Regions from separate parts of the Homo sapiens genome. Here region 1 is linked to region 2. A link is a contact called in ENCODE Hi-C data. All regions are on one chromosome and are shown on one strand. Each heading gives the region's core, a stretch centred on a gene start or an enhancer-like site at or near the end of the contact. The rest is flanking DNA. Distances are from core to core; before and after follow the strand shown. Region 1 holds the start of TM2D1 (TM2 domain containing 1). Region 2 holds the start of HOOK1 (hook microtubule tethering protein 1).

Region 1 (3,759 bases), core at 1-2,500, 1.9 Mb after region 2:
GAGGCTGCTAGTTTGTCCAAGTCAATAAGCATATGTACAAATATACTTTTAGTATTGCTAAGTAATACTTGAGGCAGGAGGATCACTGGAGCCCAGGAGTTTGGGAAGAACAGCCTGGGCAACATAACGAGAAGTCTGTCTCTACAAATAATATAATAATACATAAACATTACAATAAACCTTTAAATTTGCCCCATAATTATCCACGTTTTTACTCATGAGAAAACAGAGTTCAAATAGGTCACCCAAGGTTGCAAAGTGCAACAGAAATTTATCCACTGAGTCCCCACGCGGTGGTTCATGGTGAGGGGGATGCGGATCGCTTGAGACCAGGAGTTCAAGACCAGCCTGGCCAACATGGCGTAAACCCCGTCTCTACTAAAAATACAAAAATTACCCGGGTGTGGTGGCGCATGCCTGTAGTCCCAGCTACTCAGGAGGCTGAGGCAGGAGAATTGACTGAACCCGGGAGGCGGAGGCTGCAGTGAGCTGAGATCGTGCCACTGTACTCCAGCCAGGGCGACAGAGTAAGACCCTGTCTCAAAAAAAGAAAACAGAAAGAAATTTGTCTGGCAGTCTACCATCTCATGAAGTTTGAAGATGACATGAGGTAATATGCATAATATACATAAAGTTAATGATAAATGGGCAACACATTGGCTAGATCGTTATTACTTGTCTTCCCCCTAGGAAGAGTTGGCAAACATTTCCAGGGTAAGAGACTATCCATCTTTGTATTACTAGTGTCTAGAACGGGGCCTGGCATACTTCAGGATCTACATGTTTTACTGAACAAGTAAGCACACTGATAAAAAAGAAAAAAAAAGTGGATCAGAAGAGGAAGCGCCAATGACTAGTAAAATCATAAGGAAATCACAAAGGGTGGCCTCTGGCCCTCCCATCTCCACAACTCTGTTCACCTTCAGGGATCCTTCAGTCATTAGAAGCCACAGATCAGATTATCGTTTTCACTCAGTACAGCCCTAGCCAGTCCTGACGGCAGCGACCCACCTGCGACCCCAACTCTACCTCGCCTCCATGGGGGGGTGTTCTCCACAGAGGATATTGTCCCACTTTGAGGTCCTCGCACTTAAGCGACTCCTCGCCCCCGGCGGAGGTGGCAACAGCCCCCCAGGGTCCTGTAGTGACTGAGACGAACCACAGGACACCAACGAGTCTGGCCGTCACGGCCTCCGGAGCAGACGGACCAGACGGCCAGGCGGCCGCCATCTTGGAGACCGACACTTTCTCGCCACTTCCGCTTCCGCCTCCGCCCAGGAGCGGGAGGGAGAAGGGCAACAGGGCGAGGTTCTTAAAGGGACCTCGCATAGGATAGAGGCCAGTTCCGTCTCTTCGCGTGTTCTTCTGCCCGTGAGCCCGTGGAATCACATTGGGAGACCCTTTTAAAATATGCATGTACCCAGTCCCTCGAGGCGAATTTTCCCCCACGAACCCTTGGAAGGAGCTAAGGTTAATCTTTGAGTGCTGGAGGAAGGAAACGAGTGGTTTAGGCAATCAGGTGCTTCACCCGCTTCTCATTCCCGCGCCCTTAGCTGAGGCTTCTCGGTCCTCTGAAAGTGCCAGCGGCGTCAGAGGTTGGAATCAATGCTTTCCTGACATCATCGCAGTTAGCCCTGATAGGTTTTGGGTTTACAGATAAGGAACAAGGCTCAAAGACGCTGAAACACACTGACCTTAATCACTAAGTGACTCAGTCGGAATGAAATTGATGTTTGCCAGATTTCAGATCTATGCTCTTACTAATTGACATAATGTCCTCCTGTAACTTTAGAGAAGGATTTTGGAAGGCTGCCACGAACAGAACTTAAAAACTGTGAGAGACATTACGCCTTTTAAAAAAAAAAAGTGACAATTTAGGTGGGGGATAATTTGGGGGGTGGAAACTGTAACAAGAGGAAACCAAATAGTTTATGATTAAGTGAAAAGTTGAAGATTTTTTTTCCTCCATCTGTTGTTTTTAAATTTCTATATGTTCTAAAAGTTCTGTGGTGGGGAACTTTAACAGTGAGGAAAAAATGTTTTCGTAAAGTTAAGTTTAATCTTTTTTTTGTCTAACAATATAAAAATTTGAACTTGAGTGGTGCTTCTTCATCCATACTTTAGCACTAACTTTGGTGGTTCTCAAACTTTGAATAGCATCTGAATCACCTGTAGTAGTTATTAAAACAGAATGATAGAACCGGCACTCAGAGTTTCTGATACAAAAGATGTAGGGAGGGACTGGATAATTTCCATTTCTAGGAGATCCCAAGGGATGTGGGTGTTGCTAGTCCAGGGACCCCCACTTTGAGAACACTGGTATAATGTTTTACGAGAAGTAAATTTTTTTTTTTAAGATGGAATCTCTCTCTGCCACCCAGGCTGGAGTACAGTGGCAGAATCTCAGCTCACTGCAACCTCTGCCTTCTGGTTCAAGTGATTCGCCTGCCTCAACCTCCTGAGTAGCTGGGACTGCACGCGTGCGCCACCACGCTCAGCTAATTTTTGTATTTTTAGTAAAGACAGGGTTTCACCATTTTGGCCAGGCTGGTCTCGAACTCCTGGCCTAAGTGATCTGCCCGCCTCTGCCTCCTAAAGTGCTGGGATTTCAGGTGTGAGGCCACACTGTGCCTGGCCTCATTTTGGAATATATATTCTGGAAGACATACAACTATTTGAAGTAATATTTAAACATAAACTACGTTTTTAAATTTTCTTTTTTTGAGGTGGAGTTTCACTGTTGTTGCCCAGGCTGGACTGCAATGGCATGATCTCGGCTCACTGCAACCTCCGCCTCCCAGGTTCAAGCTATTCTCCTGTCTCAGCATCCGGAAAGGCTGGGATTACGGCGCCCACTACCAGCCCAGCTAATTTTTGTATTTTTAGTAGAGACGAGGTTTCACCATGTTGAGCAGGCTGGTCTCGAACTCATGACTTAAGGTGATCCACCCGCCTCTGCCTCCCAAAGTGCTGGGATTACAGGCGCGAGCCACGGCGCCTGGCCCTAAAATTTTCATAATAAAACAACTTTGTAGCATTACTATGCTTTATTCATTCATTCATTTAGAGACAGAAATGGAGTTGAGACGGGAGTTTTGCTCTTGTTGCCCAGGCTGGAGTGCAATGGCACGATTCTCGCTTACTGCAAACTCCACTTCCCAGGTTCAAGCTATTCTCCTACCTCAGCCTCCTGAGTAGCTGGAATTACAGCCATGAGTCACCACGCCTGGCTAATTTTGTATTTTTAGTAGAGACGGGGTTTCTCCATGTTGATCAGGCTAGTCTCCAACTTCCGACCTCAGGTGATCCACCCGTCTGAGCCTCCCAAAGGTCTGGGATTACAGGCATGAACCACCACGCCCCGCTGCTATTTTTTGAGATGGAGTCTCGCTCTGTCATCCAGGCTGGAGTGCAGTGGCACGATCTTGGCTCACTGCAACCTCTGCCTCCCGGGGTCAAGCAATTCTCCTGCCTCAGCCTCCTGAGTAGCTGGGATTACAGGCGCACGCCACCACGCGCAGCTAATTTTTGTATTTTTTAGTAGAGACAGGATTTCACCATGTTGGTCAGGCTAGTCTCGAACTCCTGACCTCGTGATCCGCCCGCCTTGGCTTCCCAAAGTGCTGGAATACAGGCGTGAGCCACCGCGCCCCGCCGCTATTTTTAATTTAAGACATTTATACATAATATTTATGCTTTAAATCAGGTTTAAATGATTTAAGTGAAAAATTTAGTAGTTCAGTTATAAACTTCCTATTC
Region 2 (3,773 bases), core at 1,068-3,567:
CAGTTTTATGATTATTCCTTTGTCTTCTTCCTGTGTATATATTAAAATACATACCTAATATTTATAATATTGAGGTCATATGGCTGATACTTTCATCTAAATTTTATTTAATAGTATACATTGTGACAACTTTCCTGAGTTATCAAATATTCTCCAGAGCACTGAATCTGCTGTAAAATATTTAGCCTTCCTTGCTTATTGGGCATTGTATCAATCGATTATACAATTGATCAATACATAGCATTGCCATACATATCATTGTTCAAAGCCTCCAAATGCACTTCTGATGATTTCAACAGAATTTATGACTGACGCAGAATAAATTGGAATCATGGGTTTAAATGATATGGATATTTTAAAGTTTCTTGATAAAAATTGTTAAATTTTTCCTTCCCTGATAATTTACTCTCTATAAAGTCCAGAAGCATAACTTAATTGCCCCCCCCACCAAGTTACTCTCACGAATTATTTTATTTGAGAAATTTGGTCACTTGTGGCTCTCAGTGATAAATATGTTGAGAAGTTTCCCATATGTATAGATGATAATAGTAACTCATATTTACAAAGTTTATAATTTACATTTACCATGTATGTTTACATTTTAATTACAATGATCTTAGGAATGTGGAGGTTGGGGGCTATAGGAGAGCAGCCAGTGGGGAATAAAGTCAAGATTCAGACCAGGTCTTCAATTCCTAAATCTTGTAGTTTTAATTAAATCACATTACCAATGTACCTAGTTCCAGCATATAAAGTGACTCCAGAGGCGTTAAGAAAGTTCTGGAATAATGTTAAGGGAGTCAATAGCAAACGTACATACTGTATTTTTAGAATGAGACTGATTTACACTTGGGGGCTTTTAATTGCAGTCGTCCATCAGTTTTAAATTTTCAGTGTCTAAATATAAAAACGCAGCAATATAAAAAAAAGCCAGCTGTTTTCTTACTCAGAGCATGAATTGATGAGTTTATGAATGAGTGAAGTGACAGCAAGACTAAGAATAGTCTAGCCCTTTTCAATCACCTAAGCCATCTATCAATACCTTGGAGAGCTTCCAATTTCAGGTCACCTCCCCCGACCCCCCTCCACCCCACAACATTCTCGGAAAAAGCAAATTTTCAACTGACAAAGGAAAATGGATACATTAATATCTTCCATGTTTTTCAAAACATTTCGTTTATTTTGCTACTTGAAAACGGTCTTCCCTTTTGCCCCATGTAAAATAAAATTGCTCATGATCTATGGTCCCGTGAGAGCTTATTTAAGGAGCACTGACGGATTCTATTTTCCTTATTAATGTGGCATATTTGCCACGTGTGCAAATGAAAACATCCCTTTCCAATGAGTGCCTAGGAGGAAATCAGCTCTTCCTTCCTCGAAGAGTTTTAATTCATGGGTATGATCTATTTCTTTCTTTCTTTATTTTGTTTTATATATTTTTTAGAGACAGAGTCTCGGTTTTTTGTCCAGGCTGGGGTGCAGTGGCATGATCTCGGCTCACTGCAACCTGTGCCTCCCGGGTTCAAGCGATTCTTCTGCCTCAGCCTCCTGAGTAGCTGGGATTACAGTCATGTGCCACCACCCCCGGCTAATCTTTGTATTTTTAGTAGAGAATGGGTTTCGCCATCTTGGCCTGGCGGGTCTCGAACTCCTGACCTCAGGTGATCCACCCGCCTCAGCCTCCCAAAGTGCTAGGATTACAGGCGTGAGCCACCTCGCCCAGCCGGTAGGATCTATTTCTGAAGACAATGTGGAAGCAGAGTGTGGGCCCTCCACAGGTGTAGCGAGGCGGCGTGCTACCGCGAAGAAGGAGGGAAGACGCCTGAGCCCAGCCGGTGCCCTGCTGCCCCTCTGCCTCTTCGGCCACTGGGGCTGAGCTTCAGCCTTACCAATCCCCGCCGCGCACGCGCGCTCGCTTCCCGCGCGCAACCTCCCACCCCCGCCCTCACTGCACCTGCCAGGTCATAAACCTCTTCCCACCCACTCTCACTCTCTACCCAAGGCTCAGGCTTGTCTCACGTTGATTGGCCAGAGCCCACGAGGGCACGTCCAATCAGCAATCCCCCCTGCGCAACCTATCCCGGTTCTTCCCGCCCCCGCCCCGCCCCGCCCGCCCCCCCGGGTACCTACCGTCTCTGTGACTGGTGCGCGGCCAGGTCACTCAGGGCGGCGGGGCGAGGTGTGCGGGAGTGGGCAGGACGGGTGGGAGGAGGGGAGGGGTGGGAGAAGGCGGGGCTCAGGTGCCTGGCAGCGCGGCCGGGGCCCAGGAAGGGGAGGGGGCGAACGCTGGAGCGAGGCGGGGGCGGGTGAGGAGGGGGTGACGCCGGACGCGTCGACAGCGCGAGGGTTCGCGCGTGAGCTGCGCGGGTCGGGCCTGGTACCGAGCTTTCCTGGGGGCTAGCAGGTCGTGGACGCCGGCTCCTGGAGGAGAGCCGGTAGGAGGGAGTGTGAAGGTGTCCGCGGCGTCGTCGACGGCGGCGCCGGCCATGGAGGAGACGCAGCCGCCGCCGCAGCCTAAGCTGCCCCTGTGCGACAGCCTCATGATCTGGGTGAGTGCGAGGAGGCGAGAGGGCGAGGGGGCCAGGGGGCCGAGGCGAGGAGCCTGGGGCGCCCGGTTCTCCCAGGTGAGCTGGGGCTACCTGCACAGGGTCCCGGCGCACCCTGCCCTTCTCACCTCGTGCCCTTGACCGAGAGAATGCCACCTGCGGGTCGACGGGCAGGTGTGTGGGCGCGGGTTGGTGTCCGGGGGTGGGGGTAAAGGAAGCTCTGGGAGCGTAACAGTGGAGGCTCTGGTCTCAACCAGAGGATTCGACCTGCCTGGTGCCCTAACAGCTGGGATATGAACCAAGCACCCATCCTCTTTTCTCCCCGCTGCCCCATTTTCTCCCCCTGAACAGCGCCCGAGCCCTCCACTTTCTGGATCGCCGACTCTCTTGCCTTGGTCCGCTTGGGCGTGAAGACCCTTTCCGAAACCTAACCCTGCATCCTCAAACTACCTTGCTCTACCTGGACACAGGTGGCCAGGAGGTGGCTGGCTGTTTTAGTTCCCGGACCAATGCTCCTTCAGGACTCTAGAACATCCGATTTTGTAGAAGCCGCTTCAAAGAGATGTTTGTATTTCCCGTATGGAGAAAAAGATGTGTTGGGAGTCGGGGGTCGTTTTCCCTTTTTCTCGCTGGCCCTCTCCTCCTCTAAATGGACAGCATTTTCTTTAAAGAAAATGAGTTGACATTTTTCTTTAGGATTTATCTGTGTTTAGGATTTTTGTTAATTTGTGTTGGGTCTGGACAGGCATATCTGTCCCCAGATTGTTCAATATTCCAGTCAGCAAAATGACATCCCACCTCTTAGAGTTACTTAGATATCAGTGCTGGCATTCAGGTGTGGTTCTTAACCCATATTGAGTAAAGATGGTGTTTGATGAGCCACAAGGTGCTGTTGATGATGCTCATCCCAAACCAGTTGTTTAGTTGCGTCTAGGGGAGTGTGTGCAGATGGAATGTAAACAGACGGGATCAGGAGGCTGTAATCGGTTGAGATTCCCTAGTGATCTAATGCATCTAATTCCAAAGAATGAGAAATCTAGGTTTATGGAAATGTGTGAAGCCTATTGGAAATAGCCATAATTTAAAGCATTTACACTTTGTAAGTAAATAACTTTTGCTTTTAGTGGAATGCAAATATTTAGGGTTTGTGAGTTAAAAGCAATTAGCTAACTGTTCAGCTGAATTTTCATTTGAAATAGGTATTGGGGTGGAAGTGCTGTATTTAAG

The links. Hi-C counts contacts between places; a loop is a spot of excess contacts on that map. Pooled maps may share reads with other maps.
Region 1: a loop to region 2 is called in a map of CD4-positive, alpha-beta T cell, with 4 times the contacts of the local background. The contact joins the promoter of TM2D1 here to the promoter of HOOK1 in region 2. A Hi-C loop is called at or near these places in 2 of 168 maps with a recorded cell type or tissue (CD4-positive, alpha-beta T cell and CD4-positive, alpha-beta memory T cell), 1 of 37 single-sample maps with no recorded cell type and 9 of 50 pooled maps.

The regions. Positions count from the first base shown.
Region 1 is chr1:61,723,891-61,727,649 of GRCh38, forward strand. TM2D1 (TM2 domain containing 1) reads right to left here and starts at 1,251. Exons shown (of 7, transcript NM_032027.3): 1 at 1,067-1,251. The coding sequence starts at 1,230. RefSeq lists enhancers at 553-1,240, 697-1,896, 933-1,592, 1,241-1,926.
Region 2 is chr1:59,812,632-59,816,404 of GRCh38, forward strand. It overlaps HOOK1 (hook microtubule tethering protein 1), which reads left to right and starts at 2,318. Exons shown (of 22, transcript NM_015888.6): 1 at 2,318-2,549. The coding sequence starts at 2,487. It overlaps LOC105378758 (a long non-coding RNA gene), which reads right to left and starts at 2,235. Exons shown (of 5, transcript XR_947426.3): 1 at 2,131-2,235. RefSeq lists a silencer at 1,786-2,385 and an enhancer at 2,622-3,185.